2 separate regions of the Homo sapiens genome follow, and region 1 is linked to region 2. The links are chromatin loops, found by intact Hi-C in ENCODE. Cell type or tissue: body of pancreas. All regions are shown on one strand. Each heading gives the region's core, and the rest is flanking DNA. Links, peaks and the distances in the headings are about the cores only.

Region 1 (12,213 bases), core at 1,819-9,818, 620 kb before region 2:
AATGATACTAATTGGCTACATTGGGATAAATAAAATGTTATTAAAATTAATTTCACTGGCTGGGCATGGTGGCTTATGCCTGTAATCCCAGAACTTTGGGAGGCTAAGGCAGTGGATCACCTGAGGTCAGGAGTTTCAGACCAGCCTGGCCAACATGCTGAAACCCCGTCTCTACTAAAAATACAAAAATTAGCTGGGCGTGGTGGCGCATCCCTGTAGTCCCAGCCACTTGGGAGGCTGAGGAAGGAGAATCACTTGAACTCGGGAGGCAGAGGTTGCAGTGAGCCGAGATCATGCCACTGCACTCCATCCTAGGTGACAGAGTGAGACTCCATCTCAAAATAATAATAATAATTTTACCGTTTCTTATTACTTTTTTTTTTTTTTTTGAGACAGTCTCACTCTGTCGCCCAGGCTGGAGTGCAGTGGCGTGATCTCGGCTCACTGCAACCTCTGCCTCCTGGGTTCAAGTGATTCTTGTGCCTCAGCCTCTCGAGTAGCTGGGATTACAGGCACTCACCACCACGCCCAGCTAATTTTTTGTATTTTTAGTAGAGACAGGCTTTCACCATGTTGGCCGGGCTGGTCTCGAACTCCTGGACTCAAGCCATCCCCCTGCCTTGGCCTCCCAAAGTGCTGGGATTACAGGCGTGAGCCCACCGAGCCTGGCCTTCTTATTACTTTTTAAAAAATGCGGCTGGGTGTGGTGGCTCATGCCTGTAATCCCAGCACTTTGGGAGGCCAAGGCAGGTGGATGGCTTGAGTCCAGGAGTTCGAGATCAGCCTGGCCAACATGGTGAAACCCTGTCTCTACTGAAATACAAAAATTAGCTGGGCGTGGTGGTACATGCCTGCAGTGCCAGCTACTCAGGAGGCTGAGGTGGAAAATCGCTTGAACCTGGGAGGTGAGAGTTGCAACAAGCCAAGATCATGCCACTGTACTCCAGCTTGGGCAACAGAGTGGGACCCCATCTCAAAAAAAAAAAAAAAAAAAAGTGGCTACTAGATGATTTTGCATTACACATGTGGTTCACATTAAATTTCTGTTAGATAGCGTCAATCTTGGGAGGGAGTATGGCTAGAGAAGAGGAGTTCACAGATTGCACTCTGGGGCACTGCTTTACGCAGAAGCCAGTGATATGGGGAAGAACCAGCAGAAAAGCCTGGGATGGAACAGTCTGAGAGGTAGGAGGAAAACCAGGTACGTGTGTTGTCCTGGAAGCTCCTGGAAGAGGGCGTTACCAGGATGAAGGGAGCCATCTGGTCAGATGGATGTTGCTGCAAGATCAAGTAATGAGGACAAGGGATGAACACCAAGTTCAGCAATGGTGACGCTGGCAAGAGCAGTTTTGGAGGAACAGCGAGGGCCAAGCCTGATGGGAATAGGTCCAGGAGAGAGCAGAAATGGACTCATCCGCAGGAATGGACTCATCAGCAGAGTTTTGCTGTAAAGGAAGAAGGGAGGGGTGACTGGAGTAGGAGGTGTGACAGGAAGGGCTCTTGTATAGCTGGGAGGAATAGCAGCATGCGTCCTGCTGATGGGGATGACTCGGAGAGGCCAGAGTGGCTGGAGCGGAAGTCCTGAGTGGGAGGGAGCTGGGTGGCATGCACAGGGACAGCTGGAGTCTTGGCCGGGGGGTTGAGGGTTCACTCATAGGTACAACAGGGAGAGCAGAATTCTTGGGCCCAGATGCAGGGCGGTGCGTGAGGCAGTGGTGGGAACTTGTGGAAGTTCTCTTCTGATTGCTTCAATTTGGTACTTTGGATTTGCCTCTGAATCGGTGTTCCCCATTTGCAGTTATCCCCTTACCTATCCCACCATCAGAACTCTTCTTTTTATTATAAGACTGAAGGAAAACAGCTCCCAGTGAAGGCATATGCCATCTCCTTTGCTTCTTGTATGCTCCAGGGCCTGGGCAGCACTGGCTCCCTTTCCTTCCCACATCCAGGACCAGTTCCTCTTCTTGCCAACCCCCACAGAGTCTGTCTCTCCTTGGGACACAGGTGAACTCGGGCCCTAGCCTCCCTCTTATCCATGGTTTGTGGGGCTGTGCAGGTTACTGAGTTCTCTCAGCTAAGACAGCTGCATTCTGATGAGTCCTGCTCTGGACTCGCCTTTCTAGCAGTGTTGAGTACAGTCATGCATCACTTAATAACAGGGATATATTCTGAGAAATGTGTCATTAGGTGATTTTGTCTCTGTGCTAACATCCTAGAGTGTCCTTGACACAATCCTAGATGGTAGAGGCTACTACACACCTGGGCTACACGGCGTAGGCTATTGCTCCTGGGCTACAAACCTGTACAGCATGTTACTGTGCTGAATACTGGTAACACAAAGGTATTTGTGTATCTAAACAGAGAAAAAGTATGGTGAAAATATGGTATAAAAGAGAAAAAATATGGGCCAGGCATGATGGCTCACACCTGTAAACCCAGCACTTTGGGAAGCCAAGGCGGGTGAGTCACTTGAGGTCAGGAGTTCGAGACCAGCCTGCCCAACATGGTGAAACTCCATCTCTATTAAAAATAAAAAAATTAGCTGGGTGTGGTGGCATGCACCTGTAGTCCCAGCTACTCAGGAGGCTGAGGCAGGAGAATTGCTTGAACCCAGGAGACGGAGGTTGCAGTGAGCTGAGATCACACCACTGCACTCCAGCCTGGGTGGCAGAGCGAGACTTCATCTCAAAAAAAATTAAATTAAAAATTTAAAAAAGAGGCCGGGCGCTGTGGCTCACGCCTGTAATCCCAGCACTTTGGGAGGCCAAGGCGGGTGGATCAAGAGGTCAGGAGATCGAGACCATCCTGACTAACACGGTGAAACCCCGTCTCTACTGAAAATACAAAAAATTAGCCGGGCAAGGTGGCAGGCTCCTGTAGTCCCAGCTACTCAGGAGGCTGAGGCAGGAGAATGGCGTGAACCCGGGAGGTGGAGCTTGCAGTGAGCTGAGATCACGCCATTGCACTCCAGCCTGGGCGACAGAGCGAGACTCCGTCTCAAAAAAAAAAAAAAAAAAATTTAAAAAAAGAGAAAAAAATGGTATCCCCGGCCGGGTGCAGTGGCCTATGCCTGTAGTTCCAGCTATTAGGGAGACAGGTGGGAGAACTGATTGAGTTCAGGAGTTTGAAGCTGTAGTGGGTGATGATCGTGCCTGTAAATAGCAACTGCTTTCCAGTCTGGACAACATAGTGAGACGCCACCTCTAAAACAACAACAACAACAACAACAATGCAAAACGAAATGGTACACTTGTATAGGGCACTTACCATGAATGGAGCTTGCAAGGCTGGAGGCTGCTCTGGGAGACTCAGTGAGTGAGTGGTGAGTGCCTGTGAAGGCCTGGGACATTACTGTACACTACTGTAGATGTTATAACACTGTACACAGTGTACACTAAAATGACTTAAAATTTTCTTAGGCAAGGCACAGTGGCTCATGCCTGTAATCCTAGCATTTTGGGAGGCCGAGGCAGGCAGATCACTTGAGCCCAGGAGGTTGAGATCAGCCTGAGCAACATAGTGAAACCCCATCTCTACAAAAAATAACAAAATTAGCTGGTCATGATGGTGTACACCTGTAGTCCCAGCTACTCAGGTGGCTGAGGCAAGAGGATCGATTGAGCCCACGAGGTTGAGGCTGCAGTGAGCAGTGATTGTGCCCGGGTGACAGGGTGACACAGCAAGACTCTGTCTCAAAACAAACAAAACCCACCTTTACTAAAGATACAAAAATTAGCTGGGGTGGTGAAGCACACCTATAGTCTCAGCTACTTGAGAGGCTGAGGTTAGGGGATCACTTGAACCTGGGAGGCAGAGGTTGCAGTGAGCCAAGATTGCTCCACTGCACTCCAGCCTGGGTGACACAGCGAGACCCTTAAAAAAAATTTAAACTTTTGGACTCTTGTAATAACACTTAGCGTCAAACACAAATACATTGTAGAGCTGTATAAAAACATTTTCTTTCTTTATATCCTTATTCTATACACTTTTTTCTATTTTTATAATGTACTACTTTTTTTTGTTTTGTTTTGTTTTGTTTTTTGAGACAGTCTCACTCTTGTCACCCAGGCTGGAGTGCGGCGGTGCAATCTCGGCTCACTGTAACTTCCACCTCCCGGGTTCAAGTGATTCTCCTGCCTCAGCCTCCCAAGTAGCTGGGACTACAGACGTGCGTCACCTTGCCCGGCTAATTTTTGTATTTTTAGTAGAGACGGGGTTTCATCATGTTGGTCAGGCTGGTCTCGAACTCCTGACCTCAGGTGGTCTGCCCGCCTCAGCCTCCCAAAGTGCTGGGACTATAGGTGTGAGCCACCATGCCCGGCTTTTTTTAGTTTTTAAACTCTTTTGTTAAAACACAAACACACACAGTAGCCTAGGCCTTCACAGGGTCAGGACCATCAACATCACCATCTTCCACCTCCACATCTTGTCCCACTGGAAGGTCTTCCAGGGCAATAACATGCAGGGAGCTGGCATCTCCTATGATAACAATGCCTTCTGGATTCCTCCCGAAGGACCTGCCCAAGGCTGTTTTACAGTTAATGTGTTTTTCTTTTTATAAGTAGAAGGTCTATACTCTAAAATAACAATAAAAAATATAGCATAGTAAACATATAAGCCAGTAACATCGTCATTTGTTGTCATTATCAAGTATTATGTACTGTACATAATTATATGTGCTGTACCAGAGGTCTCCAACCTTTTTGACAGCAGGTTCTGGTTTCGTGGAAGACAGTTTTTCCACAGACTGGGGTAAGGGGGAGGGATGGTTTCAGGATGATTCAAGTGCATTACATTTGTTGTGCACTTTATTTCTATTATTATTATATTGTAATATATAATGAAGTAATTATACAATTCACCATAATGTAGAATCAGTGGGAGCCCTGAGCTTGTTTTCCTGCAACTAGACATCCCATCTGGGGGTGATGGGAGACAGTGACAGATGAGGCATTAGATTCTCATTAGGAGTGCACAACCTAGATCCCTGGCATATGCAGTTCACAATAGGTTTCCGATTCTAGGAAAATCTAATGCTTCTGCTGATCTGACAGGAGGCGGAGCTCAGGCAGCAAAACCAGTGTTGGGGAGTGGCTGTAAGTACTGATGAAGCTTTCTTTGGGGGCTGGCCCGCCGCTCAACTCCTGCTGTGCCGCCCGGTTCCTAACAGACCATGGACCAGTACTGATCCACGGGTTGGGGACCCCTCTGCTATACTTTTATATGACTGGCAGTGCAGTAGGTTTGTTTACACCAGCGTCACCATAAACACGTGAGTAATGCATTGGTTGCGCTAAGACTTAAGAAGGCTATGACATCACTAGGCCATAGGAATTTTTCAGCTCCATCATAATCTTATGGGGCCCTGTCTGTATGCGGTCCGTCATTTATAGAAACTTTGTCATAAACTCATAACTGTAATTGGATTTGTGCTTTCTTTTTTCTTTTTTTCTTTTTTTTTTTTGCCTTGCCACCCTCTTCCTAAAACTAGGTCCTGGAGGACTGGACCAAAACTGCTTCCCGTTCTTCCTCCACAGCCCAGCACAGTGTGGTGTGGTGTATAATGAAATGAAATTGGGCCTCCGGAAAAAGCGATTTCCAAGTGTGTTCCGCAGGTGCCTGACGGCGAGGATCCTGTGCGCATGCGCCCACCCACCGAGCCTTAACTGTGGGAATTAGGCATTCTTCCTAAATGGTTTGACCTCGGGCCCTTTTAAAATCTTAATGCTTGTTAACAACATCCAAGGCCATGAATATACTTCGGGAAATACAGTCTATTACTCTTTTTTTTTTTTTTTTGAGACGGACTCTTGCACTGTTGCCCAGGCTAGAGTGCAGCCGGGCGCGGTGGCGGGTGCTTGTAATCGCAGCCACTCGGGAGTCTGGGGTCGCTTGAACCCGGGAGGTGGAGGTTGCAATGAGCCGAAATGGTGCCACTGCACTCTAGCCTGGGCGACAGAGCGAGACTCCCTCTGAAAACAAAAACAAAAACAAAAACAAAAAACAAACAAAACCCCCACACATTAGTAGTAGTTATTACCGTGGTCTTCCAAAGGGATTTTTCTCTTTCAAGCAGCAGTTTGGGACTCTTACCTGTTGTTTGCTGGTTATTACCCAATGGTCCAAGGAGTGAAATTTTTGAAAAACTAAACACTAGCTAGGTGTCACCACGAAGTGAACGCTGAATATAAAAGTCATCATTAATATTCATAAAGTAAGTCAGTGGAGAACAATGACTACATTGGTTAAAATCTGGTTTGCACAGAATATTTTAGGAAAACATTGTTTAGGACCCAGTATCCTCCCTCAGTGTGGAAGTCAGTGAATGAAAATTGTATTTGACAAGTTGTTCTTTAAGAAGACACTGCTTATGTGAAATGAAGTCAACTTGAATCCAGTTATGTGTGTCTGTCTCTTACATAAAAAGCCCAGAGGTAGGAATTACAGAGTTGGATGTGCTATGGTCTAAATGTTTGTGCCACCCCTACAAATCCATATGTTGAAAAAATTTTTTTTTCCTTTGAGATGGGGTTTCACTCTGTCACCCAAGCTGGAGTGCAGTGATGTGGTCATGGCTTATTGTAGCCTCAACCTCTCAGACTCAAGTGATCCTCCCACCTCAGCCTCACAAGTAGCTGGGACTGCAGGCATGCCACCACAGCTGGCTAGTTTTAAAACTTTTTATAGAGATGGGGTTTCCCTGTGTTGCCCAGGCTGGTCTGGAACCCCTGGGCTTAAGCAATCCTCCCACCTCACCTCCCAAAGTGCTGGGGTTATAGGCATGAGCCACCATGACTGGCTTGTATGTGGAAATTTTAACCCCCAATTTTTTTTTAACTTTCATTCTCAAAGGAGGTGATTAATCCCCAAATGATGGTATTATGAGGTGGGCCCTTTGAGAAGTGATGAGATGAGGGTGAAGTCCTCATGACTGGGATTAGTGACCTTATAAGAAAGGCCCAGAGAGCTCACTAGTTCCTTTCTCTCTTTGAGGACACAGCAAGAAAACACTGGCTGGCTGGCACAGTGGCTTACACTTGTAATCCCAGCACTTTGGGAGTCTGGGGTGGGAAGGTTGCTTGAGGCCAGGAGTTCCAGACCAGCCTGGGCAACATAAGCAAGATCCCGCCGTCTCTATAAAAAGTTAAAAAAATTAGCCAGGCATGGTAGCACATGCCTATAGTTCCAGCTTCTTTGGAGGCTGAAGTGGTAGGATTGCCTGAGCCCAGGAGTTCAAGGCTGCAGTGAGCCCTGACTGCACTACAGCACTCCAACTTGGGTGATACAGCAAAACCCTATCTCCAGAAAAAAAAAGTTATCTAAAGAGAGTTTGATAGACCTAGCTCATCTCATCCTTCCCACCAGGCCCCACCTCATAGGCCACTGCCCAGGCAACAGAGTGGCCGTGTGGATCCACCTCACTGTGGCTGGGATAGGGAATGGGATCACATGGTCTGCCTGGGGCTGCCCCTTCAGTGGGGAGCTGTGGGCTGGGCATTTCATCTGTAGGAGACTGTGAGGTGAGAGGAAGCAGAGGATATTCTGTGGGAAGAATCTTCATGGACCAGGTGATAAGTGAGCTAGATTTGGAAGAATGGGTGGGATTCTAGTGAGCAGAGAGGGGTAGAACATTCCCGGAGGGGTAAAGGAAATAAAGTATATATTACAGAGCAGGGGGAGCCTCGTGTGGTTGGAGCTGGGAGGTATGGGGAGATGGGGAGGGCAGGGGGAGGGGAGGGGAGAAAGAGTGGAGAGAAATCAGGCAGCGTTGTGCTGAGGCCAGAATGGGTAGGGGCTATATTTTGGGTAAGCTGGGGGAAAGTGGAACTGATGTTCTCTGAGCTGTGCTCTAGGAATCAGAGAGCAGATGGAGGCTGGAGGTAACTGGGAAGGAGCCCACACCTTTCTGGGCATCCTTTGTCATCCATCTTCCTATGTCCAGGCAGGAGCCAACCTGCTCTCCAACCTGGCTTGCACTTGGCTGAACAGACAGTCACTGCCCACTGAGTACCCGTGGGCTCTTCTACCTTTCCAGAACCCTGGCTGCTGGCCAGTGGGCTAGTGCTGGCCAATTGGCTATAATCGGAAGTGTGACCTATATGTGAAAGCAAACAGAGTCTTGGGACCCCAAACTCACTATGCCAAAGGGAAAGTTAAGTTTGGGAACTGAGTCACAGAAAAACTGCCTTCCTTTTGTTCCCAAACAGATAGCGGTAGTTTCACAATCCTGTGTCATAGCCTCATTCGTAAGCCAGGTTCCCACAACAATAGAAGGCTACATATTTCCCAAATTGTTCACAAGGAAATTCCCTGTGGGCCCCTAAACCTTTCAGAATACACATTCCCCTATAAGCTAGTTCTAAAATCAAGTTCTGTTAAACTTCACCCTGACAATGTCAATTATCAGCTTATCTTCACAGGGACAGGATAAGGACAAGACTAGAAATCATCCCTCCTCCTACCCCAAGACTTTGCATAATTGACTTGGTCCTCTGTTTCACATGTAAAAGGTACATTCACTAAGGCTAATAGGAACCTAAGATTGTATCCATTTGCCTCATTGTCTACCCTTCTAGGAGCGCAGTGGAGCGATCTCGGCTTACTGCAACCTCCACCTCCTGGGTTCAAGTGATTCTCATGCCTCAGCCTCACAAATAGCTGGGATTACAGGCATGCATCACCATGCCTGGCTAATTTTTGTATTTGTAGTAGAGACAGGTTTGCACCATGTTGGCCAGGCTGGTCTCGAACTCCTTGCCTCAGGTGCTCCACCTGCCTGGATCTCCCAAAGTGCTGGGATTACAGGCGTGAGCCACCACGCCCAGCCCCCTTACCCCGTTTTTTTTTTTTTTTTTTTCCTCTTCTGCTTGCTCTTTCCCCTTCAAATACTGAAGTTCCTGAAACCTTCCTTGGAAAAATCACAGGTTGTAGATGCTTCTGTGACTTGTTTTTGTTTTGTTGGTTTTTTTGCATCCTCAATCATGGTTAAATAAGCTTCTAATCAATTGAGACCTGCCTCAGTCACTTTTTGGTTTACATGTGTCACTACTGGATCAAAAGGTGTAAGTTCTCCATGCCCTCTCTTCCCATGCCATGGTGACTGGTGATTGTCTAGATGGTGGCTCTTCTAGCAACCTGGATCCCTGAGACCCTAGGTGGAACAGAGCCCTGCCCTTCCATCCTCTTTTCTCCACTGCACTGAGCGTATAACATGATTGAGAAATATACTTTGTTGTGTGAAGTCATTGAAGTTTGGGGCTGATTTACTGCGGTAGAACCTAGCCTCACCTGACTAATAGACCAGCTGAGGGAGCTCCTTGCTCAGCGGCATGGGTTCCCCCGACACCCCCACCCCACACAGAGGTAGGCTGGGGTTGAGCAGAGCAGGGGAGGACAGCAGGACTTTGACCCCTGGAGGATTTGGCTTGGATTTCCCTCTCTTTTTTTTTTAATTTAAAAAAATGTATTTATTTATTTACTTAGAGACAGGGTCTTGCTGTGTTGCCCAGGCTGGAGTGCAATGATGCAACCTTAGCTTACTGCAGCCTCGGACTCCTGGGCTCAAGTAATCCTCCCACCTCCGCCTCCTGAGTAGGTAGGACTACAGGAACACACCACCACATCTGACTAATTTTTTTTTTTTTTTTTTTTGTAGAGATAGGTTTGCTATGTTCCCTAGGCTGGTCTCAAACTTCTGGCCTCAAGCAATCCTCCAGCCTCAGCCTTCCAAACTGCTGGGATGACAGGTGTGAACCACCACCCCTGGCTCAGACCTCTCAAAGGGCTCACTGCCTCCAGGGGGACCACAGCTGGGCTGAGCCTGCATTGCCTGAGCGCATACACCTCCACTGTAGAGGGAGAGGGCACCTGCCAGTGGAGGTCAGCCGCAGGCAACACAAGGTGGATTGTGTCTGAATCACCAGTAGCTCTATACAGCAAGGACCCTGTCCTTGAAGCACTGAGGCTGGAGACCAGACTGGGTCCTCAAGGCAACAGCTTCAGTCACCTCCTCCAGCCTTTCCTCCGAGGGGAGCTCTGAGCAAGACAAGCTTGATCATGTTACTTCCCTACTTAAAAACCTAGGATAGGGGCCAAGCAAAGTGGCTCATACCTGTAATCCCAGCACTTTGGGAGGCCGCGGCGGGGGCGAGCGGATCACTTGAGGTCAGGAGCTCAAGACCAGCCTGGCCAACATGATGAAACCTCATCTCCACTAAAAATACAAAAATTAGCTGGGCGTGGTGGTGTGCACCTGTAGTCCCAGCTACTCAGGAGGCTGAGGCAGGAGAATTGCTTGAACCCAGGAGGCAGAGGTTGCAGTGAGCTGAGAGGGTGCCATTGCACTCCAGCCTGGACGACAGAGCTAGACTCTGTCTCAAACAAACAAACAAACACACACCACCTCCAATAGGCCAGGCTGCTCATGCCTGTAATCCCAGCACTTTGGGGAGCTGAGGCAGGAGGACTCTTGAGTCTAGGAGTTGGAAACTAAACAGGGCAACATAGAGAGACCCTGTCTCTGATTAAACAAACAAACAAAACCCATAAAAATTAGGATAAGGTCCACATACCCTGGTCAAGCTTCAAGGTTGTTTGCAACCTGGCCCCAGGAAAGCAAAGTCCTGAAGAGTGGCTGCGGCAGACTGGCTCCTTCACCATTGCTCTGCTACAGCCACTACCAAGAGTTTTGTCTTCCCCAACTCCCTGATAGGTTCATGCACCTGGACAGTGGCATAAGCCATTCCCCACACCTAGAATGCCCTCACATGTCTCCTGCCCCTTTGCCTCTCTGGCCTGCTTTCGCTCCCTCCACCCTCTAGGACTCCCTCCAGCTCCTTATGGCCTGGAGGTCCCTGCCCACAGTCCCTGCTGCCTCTCTGAGGTGCAGACAAGGGATCATCATCGTCCCCTTCCCAAACTCTGTGCCAGGCATGATGCTGGGTGCTGTATACAGAAGTGAGCAAAGTGAACACAGTCCTTGCCCTCCTGGAGCTGATGGTCTTGGGGGCAAATAATCAGACAAATAAATCTAGAAATCTCACACTGAAGGAAAAACAGGGTGGAAGGGATCTATTCTAGAGGTGAGTGGGGGTTGCTAGGGAAGATCTCTTCAAGGAGGTGGGGTTTTGTTTTTCTTGTGGTTTTTTAGAGATGGGGTCTCCTTCTGTTGCTCAGGCTGGAGTGCAGTGGCATGATCACGGCTCACTGCAGCCTCCAATTCCTGGGCTCAAGTGATCCTCCCACATCAGCCTCCTGAGTAGCTGGGACTAACAGGTATGCACCATCAGGCCCAGCTGAAGAGGTGGTTTTTAAACTGATGCTTCCTCAGGGTGGAGAGGCCTTGCTGGATAGCGGGCAGGAGTGTACAGGAGGAGAAGGAAGAGCATGTGCCCAAGCCCTGAGCAAAGGTGGGAGAGGGTAGAAGAATGACCCTAAACTGCAGAACCCTGTAAAACCCAGGGCATTCTCCTTCCCCAGCATTTTCCTCTTCTGCTTCTCTTTCTCTCCCCCATCCTGTTTTCCCACCAGCCCTGCCCCCCACCCTTAACTATGGCAGGTGCCAGGGATGCACCTAGCACTGTGCTTAGGCTTTACACACTGTCATTCCCCAGCAGCCCTGGGAGACAGGTGTAATCATACCCATTTTACAGACCAAATAACTGAGACTTGGAGAGGTTAAGAGAACTGCCCAGGGTTGCTGGCCAGCAAGTGGTGAAACACATATTCAAGCCAGGGCCTGGTGTTTGTGCTGCCCTCTCTGTCCTGAAGAACCCTGCCTGGAGCTTGCCTTGTGCCCCACGGTCCTGCCCAGGCAGGAGGCTAATCCCCTTCTTGCTTGCTCACTATCTCCCTGCCAGGTGAGGGGATTGTGGAAGTGGAGGAAGCCATTGCATGGGGCCAAGCTGCCTCTCAGGAGCCCTGGACCCTTCCACTGGTAATGGAAGACCAAGACGGTGCTGAGCTATGAATGGCTGAACAGTTTCAGCCCAAACCACTCCATGGGCATTGCTTTTGCTGCTGGCTTCAAGCGCATCTGCCACAGTCTCAAAGAAAGTAAATTCAGCCTGGAACGGTAGCTTACACCTAAAATGTCAGCACCTGGGAGGCCAAGGCAGGAGGATAGCTTGAGGCCAAGAGTTCAAGACCAGACTGGGCAACATAGGGAGACCCGCCTCCATCTCTACTTTTAAAATAAGTTTAAAAATAAATAAA
Region 2 (12,213 bases), core at 2,172-10,171:
ATGGATAGTCACAGTCCATAACCTTTCATAATATATGCTGGAATTGGAATCTCTTGTCATCTTGCTTTGCTCTGAATTTTAGAACTAGAAGTGTGCATGTATGTCAAAAGATTATGCAGAGCTATTTTCTTTGCTAACAATGTAAACATTTGCACCCCATGAATGGGACTTTATAATCTGGAAGTGAGCCTAAGGTTGCGTATACTGAAGTCATGTTTTAAAAGTTAAGGTTGACTTAAACATATACAAGGCTGTATTTTAATTGTAACTAGAAATCATTTACTATGCATACAGAACCTCATGTATCTTATCATGGAATTTGTGAATTAATGGGCCTTGCCGAATTCAAGGGTAAGGGAAACTGGTAACAACTTGTTTTAAATCAACATACTATAAGCTCCTGCTTGCTTGACTCAAGTTGTTTGAAAATCTGAATTAAACAGGATCTCATTGTCAGGAAACATCTTCTAAGCTTGACATCTACGTTTAAGAAGGGAACGTGGAAGAGAAGGTGAGACATGAAACTAAAACAGCTGGGAGGGTAGGATCAGACTGCACCTGATTTTTGGACCAAAGTTTCATATAGGAATAAATAAAAAGGAGGACCACTTGTGAGCCAACCTAGGAAGGACTTGCCAGAAAGTAGCAGCTCCTGCTGCAAAATACAGTGCCTTCAAAATGATTCTCTGTGTGAATTGCATGCAATTTCATGTAACCATAAAGTGTAACCTGTATGTGCATGACATGTGTCTAGAATGTGTAAAGTTAGGATTCAGCAGGAAGGGGCCTGGCCCTGTCACTGTGGTGGATCAGTGGACCTGCTGAAGTCACTGGACTCATGTGACTTAGGTTTGCAGCATCAGACCCCTGTGTTTGCATTAAGTGGCCACATCGTTGAAATCGGATCAATCTCTCCCTCAGCTTTCTTTCCTACTTTGCAGCTTTGCTGGTTTTAACTGCTTCATTCTTCTGCTTCTTGGTATCCTTTTTTCTTTTGAAATAAAAACATGAAATACTTAATTCAAATGAGATTTGTATTTATTTTACCAGTTGCTCTTAATTTACCAAAGGTATACGACATGAAAAGAGTTGCATTCTTTTGTCTTGGTTGTGATTCTGACCTTAAAATACGCTCAGTTCTAAAAGCTTGAGGAGCGTTCTATACTGGTCCTTCTGCATTTCAGCCTGTCACCAAGGGGAGTGTTTTGCGATCCGCCATCCTTTCCCTGAATGCTGCTGCTCCTCTATGACGGAAAGCTTGGTGACCTCTTCATTGGAGGCGTCCAAAGCCAGTGAACAGCCTGTTGGTAAATGAACGAGCTGCATGTACGTGCTATTTTCCTCCAGGACCAAATGCCCTGTGCATTTTAGTATTAAGCGTACTTACTGCAGGAACCAGTACTGGGACCACTGCAAAACTACACAATGGTGCAAGTGCTTTGGGGCTTTGAAGAGCTGAAGACAGACATAAGACTTAGTGTTCTCAGGCCGGGCATGGTGGCTCATGTCTGTAATCCCAGCATTTTGGGAGGGGTGGGCGGATTGCTTGAGTCCAGGAGTTCAAGACCAGCCTGGGTGACATGACGAAATCCCGTCTCTACAAAAAAAAAAAAAAAAAAAAAAAAGGACTTGGTGTTCTCACTTTGTGACCATCCTGCCCCTCACTGGAGGTCCCTAGAGGCAGGTGCCTTTCAGCTAAGAATATCTGGGAGTCTGTGGTTTGTGAGGAGCTTGCTGGCACATTAGTGTAAAGGGTGTGATCCTTTTAATGGCCACACTTTTCTGTATGATGTCTTTGTTTTCATTCTCTGATGTCAGGGAGGTGAAAAGAAGGCTCAGGTGAAAAGAAGGTTCATCAACTGAACCAGAGTAACTTGTCACCTCCTTTTTTGCCAGCCTCATTTCTAAATAGACTGAATGTCTGTTACCTCTCCTCTCCTTTTCAACTGAGAAGCCCTTGGTGTACAGCGGAAAGGGGCTGTAGGGGAATGCATTTTGCCACTGCAGTCATGAGCTGACCCAGCCTTCTGTATTCTTGGATGTTTTCATTCTAGGCTGAATCCCATTGTGTTATGGCAAAGAGGCCAGACCCTAAGAGACTATATGCTGAAAAGATTTGTGAAGCCCCTCAGTTCCCAGTAACTTTTGGAGCTTATTGTCATGAGATTGCTACCCTAGCCCTGGGCAGTGTGGGCAAGGACACCGTGGCACCTGGGCACTGAGTCCGGGAGTTGTATTTTAGCCTTCTCTCCTCTCAGCTGTAAAGTGAGGTGTTTAGGTCTTCAAAGGTCATTCCAGCTCCAGCTTCTATGGTTTCAATATGCTGGGGGTATCTGGCTGAGGCTCCCCACCCAGGTGGCCCAGCTGACAGTGACAGTATCATAGAGTGCGAGATAGCCTCTGTCACCACACTGACAGCTGCAGACACTAGTATGGAGGGGTTATGTGGGTGAAGTTCAAGGCGTCTCTCTGTGAACAAGCTAGAAAGAACCACTCATTTGTCATTTCTCCTTGGCCACAGGCTCTCATGGCAAAGGCCTCTGACTGAGGAGTAACACAGCGTTGAACCAATTTTAATATTGCAAGGCCACTCCTGTGGGTAAAGGCATTGGAGATGTATGCTTCAAAGCATTTTTAAAAGTCACCTGGGATATGACAGTGATGTCTATCCTTGGATGATTATAGCTCTTAAGTCATCACTCCCGACCCCCAAGACAAAAACGAGTCTGAGAAGCCAGGAAGCTGGTTTGCAAAAAATGTGTCGCGTTGAGTTGGGCCTTTCCTGCCACAGCTCCTGCCGCTGGGTGAAGTGTTGGAACCCTACAGACAGGTCCTGTCGCAGCCAGCTGGGAAGCCGAGGTGAGCAGGCCTCCTGGGACAGATGGGGCCCCACTGATGAGGCCACTGAAGCCCCACAAAAGGGCTGGCTGCTGTCAGGAGCCTCCACAGCTGGGATTGCCCACCACGTTTTGGCTTTTTTAAAAAAACTTTTTTTAATTTTAGAGATGGGGTCTGGCCATGTTGCCCGGGCTGGTCTCACTCCTGGGCTCAATCCTCCCACCTCAGCCTCCCAAAATGCAGGGATTACAGGTATGAGCCACCATGCTCAGCCTTAAAAAAACTTTATTGAAGTAAAACATATGGACAGAAAAGTGTACGTATGCATACAGCTCACTATCTTGACAAACTACACCCATTTGCACAGCACCCAAAGCGAGAAAAGACGTCAAGACCCAGAAGCCCCCTCGTGTTTCCTTCCAGCCACTCCCTCCCAGCATCACCCCTCTCCTGACTTCTGACCCCCGAGGTTGCTGTGTTTGTGCTTGATGTGAAGGAATCCTGCTATTTTGTGCTTGGTTCCTTTCTCCCAATATTGCATGTGAGATCATCCGTAGTGTGTGTAGTGGTGGATTGTCTGTCCTCGTGATATCGTAGTTCCCAGCTTAGGGCTATTATGGGTAGTCCTGCTATGAATATTCTAGCATGTGTCTTTGGTGAACATATGGATGTGTTTCTTCTGGGTGTGTGACTAGGAATAGCGTTGGTGGGTCACAGCGTATGCCTGCGTTCAGCTTCAGTAGATCCTGACCCACTTCTAAACGTGCCTAGCAGTGCTGGAGCCATTTATGGGCATGTCAGCTGGCGGGGCTGCGAGCCTCCCTCCGTCGTAGCTCCCTTCTGTGAATGGCCCCACGGGCAGCACAGGGAACAATCCAACGAAAGAACCGAACCTGCCTTGGACAGCTAACTAACTGCGGTCTCATTCTGTTTCCCTGAAACGTGGAATTAAGTTTCGAATACAACTTTCCTTCCCTCTTAACAACGATATTATTCATGTCTACATTTATTGCAAGCATTTACCTAGAAGATAAGGCCTATTTCCTCCAATAAGGTGAGTTTATACTCAATGAAATTAATTTTTTCGTTCATTTAGCATTGCTTCCTAACAAGTTGTCAATTGATGGACCAGACATTTCTTTCCTGAGCTGCAGATTATAAAGGGGTCTCACTCTCAGGGCACAAGAAGCAAGAGCACATACCCAAAGGCCAAGGAAGTGGCTGCCTTCTTTGTTTTTCCCTAAATGATGTCCTCTAGAGAAATTCCCACAGCCCCATTATGAGACGGGAATTTGCTTGATTAAAGGAGATGATTCCACTTTCTGTCTAGTAATCTGGGGCATGAAGTGGATGGTTAGATACAAATCTCCAGTGTTAAGTACCAGTAATTTTTGTCAGTATGAAAAAAGTGGCTGGGTGCAGTGGCTCATGCCTGTAATCCCAGCACTTTGGGAGGCCAAGGTGGACGGATCACCTGAGGTCAGGAGTTTCAGACTAGCCTGGCCAACATGGAGAAAACCCATGGACGGATCACCTGAGGTCAGGAGTTTGAGACTATCCTGGCCAACATGGTGAAACCCCATCTCTGCTAAAAATACAAAAATTATCAGGGCGTGGTGGTGGGCGCTTGTAATCCCAGCTACTCAGGAGGCTGAGGCAGGAGAATCGCTTGAGCCCGGGAGGCGGAGGTTGCAATGAGCTGAGATCATGCCACTGCACTCCAGCCTGGGCAACAGAACGAGATTCTATCTCAAAAAAAAAAAGTGCTTTACTTTTTAAAAATGTAATTAGAGATGTAGTCTTGCTATGTTGTCCAGGCTGGTCTCAAGCAATCCTCCTGTTCTGGCTTCCCAAAGTGTTGGGATTACAGGCATGAGCCACTGCCAAAGATTATTTATTATTATTATAACTTAACTGGGAGCTGTTCAAGTCCCAAAGCTCTCTAGCTCTCCTAAGTTTTCAAAAGAAGGGAAAAGACTTTTTCCACATGATATCAATCCCATGTGTCAGATTATCTTGTAAATGTTGAGACGCGTAGGTCAGCAAGGGTCCAGAAGCTGGGAGTGTGCACAGCAGGTGGAAATGGAAGGGGAATTTGTTTTTGCCTTGCAGATCTCCTGTCCTGACTCAACACTTAATGGCACAGTGTCTCGGGTGCTTTCTTGAAACCTGGTGATGTGAACAAAGAATAAAAATAGCTGCTTGAAATGCCTCCAAATGAGCAAATGCAGGCATTGTTGGAATTCCAAATTTCAGAGCTGCTTTCCGGAATCCTCGTGGATTAACGTAGCAGGAGTGGGTACTGAACAGCAAGGATGGGGCTGGAACTGTAAACTCAAAAAGCATGATTATAAAAGGGGCATGTCAAAGGGCCAAGGATCGCAGAACGATCAGAGTTCATAATTTGGGGTAACCATAGAAATCATTAGCTCCAGCCCTGCCAGACAGCGACGGCTCAAAGAGGCAGCTGGTCAGAGTTGGTGCCTCATTCCCCCGCCGGTCCCCCTGCCCTGCCAAATCTCACTTAGAGAAAGCTGTAAGTGTGGGGAGGATGGAGGGTAATTGGAATTCAGACAGGAGCCAGTTCCAAGTAATTTGTAAATTATGTGAATGAGCTTGAAAAGATTTTACCCAAGATGGTAGATCAGCTTAACGTTCTCTTCCCATAATAAACCCCATCACAAATACACAAGGGCCTCAACACCCAGATACGAATGGAATGACACTTCTTTCCCTAGAATTGTAAGGCAAGGGAGAGGGAGAAGCATTTACTTGCCTCTAAAATAGAGCCCTGGTCCCTAAGTCCATGTGTGTTTAGGGGGAGGCAGACAAGTAGATCAGTGAACAATTTGGCTTAAATTGGTTTACAAAACAAAAATTACAATGTGAGTGTAATAAATTATACAGAATGATATACAAACAGATGGGGAAATAATGTCAGCTGCTTGGTGGTGATGGAGAAGTCAATTCACCTGGAATTAACAGACGAGCTGTTAAGAATGAGCAGGTGTTCTTGGGCATCAGAGGGGCAAAGGTATTTCTGGCAGAGCAACGAGCAGTTTGCAGGTGTGAGAGTGCATGGGCTGTTCTGCAACAGGCCCCGTAAATGGGCAAGGTTGGAAGATGAGCCGTGGGGTGGAGGCAAGACAGGAGGTGAGCTGGAGAGGTTGGGAAAGAATTGGAAACATTTTGCTCTGTCCTCTGAAATCCCGGCACATGCCACATTAGACTGCATGGTTTCTAGGGAGCTTCAGAGGTCCTAATGAACGTTTTAGTCTGATTTTAAAAAGAAAACGATTTTAAGGTTCTGGCACAGAAGACATAAAAATGTGTGACATACTCCCTGTCTGCCAGAAAGCACGTTCTTCTGCACATTTAGAATGTAGAAAATATAACCCTTTAAAAAACCACCAATACAAATTGTTTTTAAGTATTCCAGAGGGAAAATAAAAATAATATATTGGCCCCTTTAGGAAACAGAACGGCCTCTCATTTCCTGGACAGTTGTTGAGAGTAGCCGTGCCAGTGCTACCTGGATTCATGGATGTGCCACACGGTGATCAGGTTCTGTGATCTGTCACGCTATGGGTGCAGGAAATAAACCCACTGGCTTGATGCTTTCCTGAGTCCGTGTCAAGCGAGTACAAGTGGGAGACATTCAGGGTAGGAGTAACTGGTATTACAGGAGCACCTGGGCTTAGATGACACGTTGCGTCCAGCCATAAATAACACCTGACTTAAAGCAGCTTATGTAAATAACAGTTTTAATTTCCTCCTATTCACCTGTTAATGAGAGAAGGATTCCTGCCCTGGGATTGTAGCAATGGCCAAACACACAGCACCTGATACTGGACAGGTGCGATTGACAGCAGGTTATTAGTAACCTGAACTCACAGCTCAGGGGAGGAGGACAGTGCCCCACACAGGGCCCCATGGGAACTGCACTCAGGAACAGAGGGAGCCAGCAGGGGCTGTGGGAGGCAGGCTTGGTGGTAGTAGCAAGAGGGTGTGGTGACCCCTGGTTCCCACCGGAGAATATGATTGACTTGTTTAAGTAATTCCACAGGCTGGTAAGGAAGTGAAACCCACAGCTGGTGGGTGAGCAGGAGCCCTGCCTGGTCCCCTGGGTAAGGAGGGATGTTTGGCTGGGGGGCCTTATCTGAGAGAAAAGAGTGAGGAGGGGAACTTGCAGCTCGGTCACACCTGGCCCTTCCGACTGGAGCAGAGATCAAGGCAGCACATAGTGTTGGGTTTAAATTTTAGGTCTTACCCTACAGGTTTATTAGCACACGTGACTCTCAACCCTGAGGTACGAGGGCCCGGGTTGGTTAATTCCACAGTTTTGGATGCCACCGCTAGGTTCCTGCCTTTCCTCAGGGCCACTGTCACTGCCTCAGCTCCCGGGAGGAGGTTTCCTCCTTGTGCATCCCTTCCGTTCTTCTCAGGCAGGAAACTTTTCTGTGGCCCCTGGTGACTTTCAGATCTCAGGCAGAGCTGGCCCCATCCCACTACTCTTCATCTGCAAAGAGGAGAGATTCCCTTAATCGGTTCAGACGAATTACCACGCGTACCTCAGGACCCAGCCTGCTTGCCTGAGCTCCTTGCTGCCCAGCAAGGAGCAGTGGATGTGGCTATGAGGCAGGCACCCCAGGGCCTCATCTTCACCCCAAAGCAAGGCTAGGGAAAGCGGAGTTCTGGAAAGCCACACTGATGTGCATCAACGCCTCTGTGCTAAACCTTGGATCCATGGTCTGGTAGGCAGTAATAAATATGTTTATACTTCTTTGTTTTTTGAGATGGAGGAGTTTTGCTCTTGTTGCCCAGGCTGGAGTGCAATGGCGCGATCTCGGCTCACCACAACCGCCGCCTCCCGGGTTCAAGTGATTCTCCCACCTCAGCCTCCCGAGTACCTGGGATTACAGGCATACGCCATCACGCCCGGCTAATTTTGTATTTTTAGTAGAGATGGGGATTCTCTATGTTGGCCAGGCTGGTCTTAAACTCCCAACCTCAGGTGATCCGCCTGCTTCAGTCTCCCAAAGTGCTGGGATTACAGGCATGAGCCACCGCACCTGGCCACTTCTTTTTTTTTTTTTTTTTTTGAGACATAATCTCGCTCTGTCACCAAGGCTGGAGTGCAGTAGTCAGTCCTGCCTCACTGCAACCCCCGCCTCCCAGGTTCAAGCGATTCTCCTGCCTCAGCCTCCTGAGTAGCTGGGATTATAGGCGCACACCAACACACTCAGTTAATTTTTGTATTTGTAGAGACAGGGTGTCACCATGTTGGCCAGGCTGGTCTTGAAATCTTGACCTCAAGTGATCTGCCCTCTTCAGCCTGCCAAAGTGCTGGGATTACAGGTGTGAACCATCATGCCCAGCCATACATTTATACTTTTGAGACAGGGTCTCGCTCTGTCTCCCCGGCTGGCGTGCAGTAGTGTAATCTCAGATCACTGTAGCCTCAACCTCCCAGGCTCAAGCGATCCTCCTGCCTCAGCCTCTCGAATAGCTGGGACTCCAGGCGCACACCAACATGCCTGGCTAATTTATCTTTACTTTGTAGAAATGGGTTCTCACTATGTTGCACCAGCTAGTCTCAAACTCCTGGGCTCAAGCGATCCTCTTGCCTTAGACTCCCAGAGTGCTGAGATTACAGGCGTGAGCCAACACGCCTGGCTGGCAGAATATATTAATATTTGCATGAACCACAAATCAAAATGTTTTCATCCAAAAATGGATTAGCTGTGTCTGTTGGCTTGTGTATATAAAAGATTTGTGAAATAGTCTCAGTTGAGGAACCTAAGGAACTGGGGACGGTTCTTACAACACTGAAAGAAGGTAGATATTGAGATTAGTTTCTTCTCTCCAAAGACTGACTGTTTAAAAGGCTCAAGCGTGTACCACACTGACTACTGTGGTTCAGGAGAAGCAGCTGAAATATTTCCTTTTAGAGCTAAGTTCTATCCATAGAGCTGAACTTACAGTGAAGTTCAGTAAATTTTGGATTTACTGTAGGTTCTTGGAGACCAGAATTAGAGGAATGAGAACGCTGTGAGTTATAAAGTCCAAGCTGTGTCAGCCCTTTGCTTGGGAGCTGTCCTGCCCTGCCATCTCCTCTCTTTTTGGGGGGCCTCCTTCTCAGTCTCCTTGTTGGAGCTGTCACCCACTATTGGTGCTTTTTTTTTTTTTTTTTGATGGAGTCTCGCTCTGTTGCCCAGGCTGGAGTGCAGTGGGGCGATCTGGGCTCAGTGCAGCCTCCACCTCCCAGGTTCAACTGATTCTCCTGCCTCAGCCACCTTAGTAGCTGGGATTACAGGTGCCCGCCGCCACGCCCAAATAATTTTTGTATTTTTAGTAGATACGGGGTTTCACCATTTTGGCCAGGCTGGTCTCGAACTCCTGACCTCAATGATCCACCCGCCTCGGCCTCCCAAAGTGCTGGGATTACAGGCGTGAGCCACTGCGCCCAGCTGCTATCCGTGCTTTTGAAGGCTTTGTTCCTCACCCACCTCTCAGCCTCCCTGGGAAAGCCTGTCCTCTCCCGTGTCTTCTCTTGCCTTTTCTCCATCAACACACCAGTGACTCCAAGGAGTGTCTCAGCCCTGTCCTCTCTCCTGAGCACCAGAGCCACTGTCCTGCCCACTGGGGACAAGACTCCAGGACAGCCCTGCAGCATTTCAAATCCGAGATGACCCAAACCAAACTCTTGACACTCCTCCTCTGTTCTAATCCCCAGGCAGTTTTTACTCTCTCCTGGGCTCCCCTGCCCATAAGTGAGTGGGCCCCGTGGATCTGCCTCCCGCATGGTCCTCCCGGAGCTCCACTTGTTTCCAGCCTTGCTGCCAAGTCCTGTCAACCTCCCTCCACCTGTCACTGAACCTCCGCAGCAGCCTCCCGCTTCCTCCTCTCTCGCCCTGCATACAGCCCACTGTGGCCGGAGGGAGCCATGTGAACCGCATGTCAGAACACACCTCTTCCTGCTCAAGGCCTTTTGAGGCTCACAGACTGTAATCAAAATGAAGTCAGAATGTTTTAAGTGCCTTTTATGGTCAGCCCTGTGATCTACAGCGGGAGATAGGAAAGGGACAGCTGGCAATGTGGGAGAAGCTGCCTCCTCAAAAGCCTCCCCTTCCCTTCTTCCCTGCTGCCAGAACCCCATTTCGTGTAGGCCTCAGTGGAGCTCCCTTGATCTCAGGAATGCAGATCCATCCTCGGTCTGTGAGGGGGGCCTTGTGGCCTAGTTTTGGGCACATCTGTTGGAAGCTCCTGGGAAGGTTTTTTTTTCTCCCAGATAAGAGGAAGGCAAATGAGAAAGCTCTCCCCTGCTCCACTCCCTCACTTCTCTTCCTTGGACTTGATGGGAGTGTATGATGCTCTGGGCAACTGCAGCCATCTTGTAATCATGAGGGGAAGGTCAAGAATCTGAGAGAGCCAGACCTGGCATCTCTGAGCCACCACACTCATGTCGGCAACCACCTACCCCCATGCTTATTTAAGGAAAAATAAACCACTCTTTGTTTAAGTCACTGCTAGTCAGAGGTTCTGTTGCTTGCAGCCAGAAGGATTCCTAATAGACACAAGCAGGGTGTGTGGGAGTGCAGAGGAAGACTTCATGCGGGAGGTAGCATCTGAGTGCAACCCTGGGGGTGAATGGTGAAGGGCGCCCCAGGCAGAGAGTACTGTCGGAGCACAGAAATTAGGGAATGGGAATGGAAAATTCCCATTTAGTTGGAACATAGGAGGGATAGAGAACAATACAAGACATTTTGCCATGAACAATTTGACACAGTCATTTCAACCTCAGGGACAATTTTAAGTAGCTTTTCTTCTCTCTCTCTCTTTCTCTTTTTTTCATGGTCTCACTCTGTCACCCAGGCTGGAGTGCTGTGGTGCAATCTCAGCTCACTGCAACCTCTGCCTCTCAGGTTCAAGCAATTCTTGTGCCTCAGCCTCCAGAGTAGCTGGGATTACAGGTGTGTGCCACCATGCCCGGCTAATTTTTTGTATTTTGGTGGAGACAGGGTTTCATTATGTTGCCCAGGCTGGTCTTGAACTCCTGCACTCAAGCAACCCGCCTGGCCTCAGCCTCCTGAAGTGCTGGGATTAGAGGCATCAGCCACGGCGCCCGGCCCCTCATGTTGCTCTTTTGGTTTGGATTAGTCTGGACTTTCCAGAGAAGCAGAACGAAGAGGATGTGGTGTGCATATGTTTTTCATAACAGCACTAATCCCATTCATGTGGGCTTTACCCTCACAACCTCACCTCCTAGAGGCCCCACTTATGCACACCATCACCTTGGGAGTTAGGATTTCAACATGTGAACTTTGGGGGAAAATAAACATTCAGACATATACATACAAGTATATTCAGACACACACACACACTTGTGATAAGGAATTGACTCACTTGATGATGGAGGCTGCAGTGTGAGTTGGCAAGCTGAAGACCTGGACAGCCAATGGTGTAGCTCCAGTCCAAAAACCAGCAGGCTCAAGATGTGAGACGAGCTGAAGTCTCAGTGCAAGTCTGAAGGCAAGAAAAAATGATGTCCCAGCGCAAGCAGTCAGGCAGGTAATGTCCTTCTACCTGTGGGAGCGTCAGCCTTTTTGCTCTAGCAAGCCTTCAACTGATTGGACGAGGCCCACCCACACCAGGGAGGACGTTCTGCTGTTCTCCGTCTGCCCATTCAAAGGCAAATTGCATCCAGAAACACCCTCACAGCCATGCCAGAATCATGTCTGACCAAATGCCTGGGCATCCCATGGCCAAGTCGACACTGAAAATGAACCTTCATGGATATGTGATGGTCTTCCCTTGGCTGACAAGGACCCAGCAGGCACTTTGGAAATGGGAGTTTCCTCGACTTTAGGCCCAATCAGAATGCTTCCTTGGCCACCAAGAGGAAGGGGAACTGTGACCATTTACTGCCATTTCCCATCCGGCCAGAAAGAGGTGTCATCTCCATTTCCTCACCAAGGGGAAGGAGAATTATTTTTATTTTTTGAGATGGAGTTTTGCTCTTCTCACCCAGGCTGACAGTGAGTGCAGTGGCCCGATCTTGGCTCACTGCAACCTCTGCCTCCAGGGTTCAAGCGATTCTCCTACCTCAGCCTTCTGAGTAGCTGGGATTACAGGTGCGCACCACCACGCCCAGCTAATTTTTGTATTTTTAATAGAGACGAGGTTTCGCCATGTTGGCCAGGCTGGTCACCGGACCCCAGGTGATTCTCCCGCCTCGGCCTCCCCCAGTGCTGGGATTACAGGGGTGAGCCACCGCGCCCGGCCGGGAGGAGAATTCTAACATCGGCTCTGGATCCGTCTGTTTGTTCTGCAGTTCCCGCCAAAGCCAGACTGCTTCCTTGACCCTCCATGGAG

Evidence for each region. Peaks named below come from ENCODE experiments on the same cell type or tissue, not always from the same donor. Only the 100,000 strongest peaks of a DNase experiment are listed, where the experiment ranks them.
Region 1: it touches region 2 in a loop (7-fold over the local background); 1 of 110 quality-filtered maps calls a loop at or near these places.

The regions. Positions count from the first base shown.
Region 1 is chr1:226,094,141-226,106,353 of GRCh38, reverse strand. No RefSeq gene overlaps it. Among named protein-coding and RNA genes, the nearest start is that of LINC01703, 17 kb to the right of the region's middle. In body of pancreas, for the core only: a CTCF peak has its summit at 5,722; a DNase peak (open chromatin) is centred at 5,633; H3K4me3 peaks cover 1,188 bases; H3K27ac peaks cover 443 bases.
Region 2 is chr1:225,475,642-225,487,854 of GRCh38, reverse strand. LOC124904526 (a long non-coding RNA gene) reads right to left here and starts at 11,888. Exons shown (of 2, transcript XR_007066903.1): 1 at 11,245-11,888; 2 at 1,021-1,301. It overlaps ENAH (ENAH actin regulator), which reads left to right. Exons shown (of 14, transcript NM_018212.6): 14 at 1-1,026. In body of pancreas, for the core only: a CTCF peak has its summit at 6,758; a DNase peak (open chromatin) is centred at 6,724; H3K27ac peaks cover 585 bases.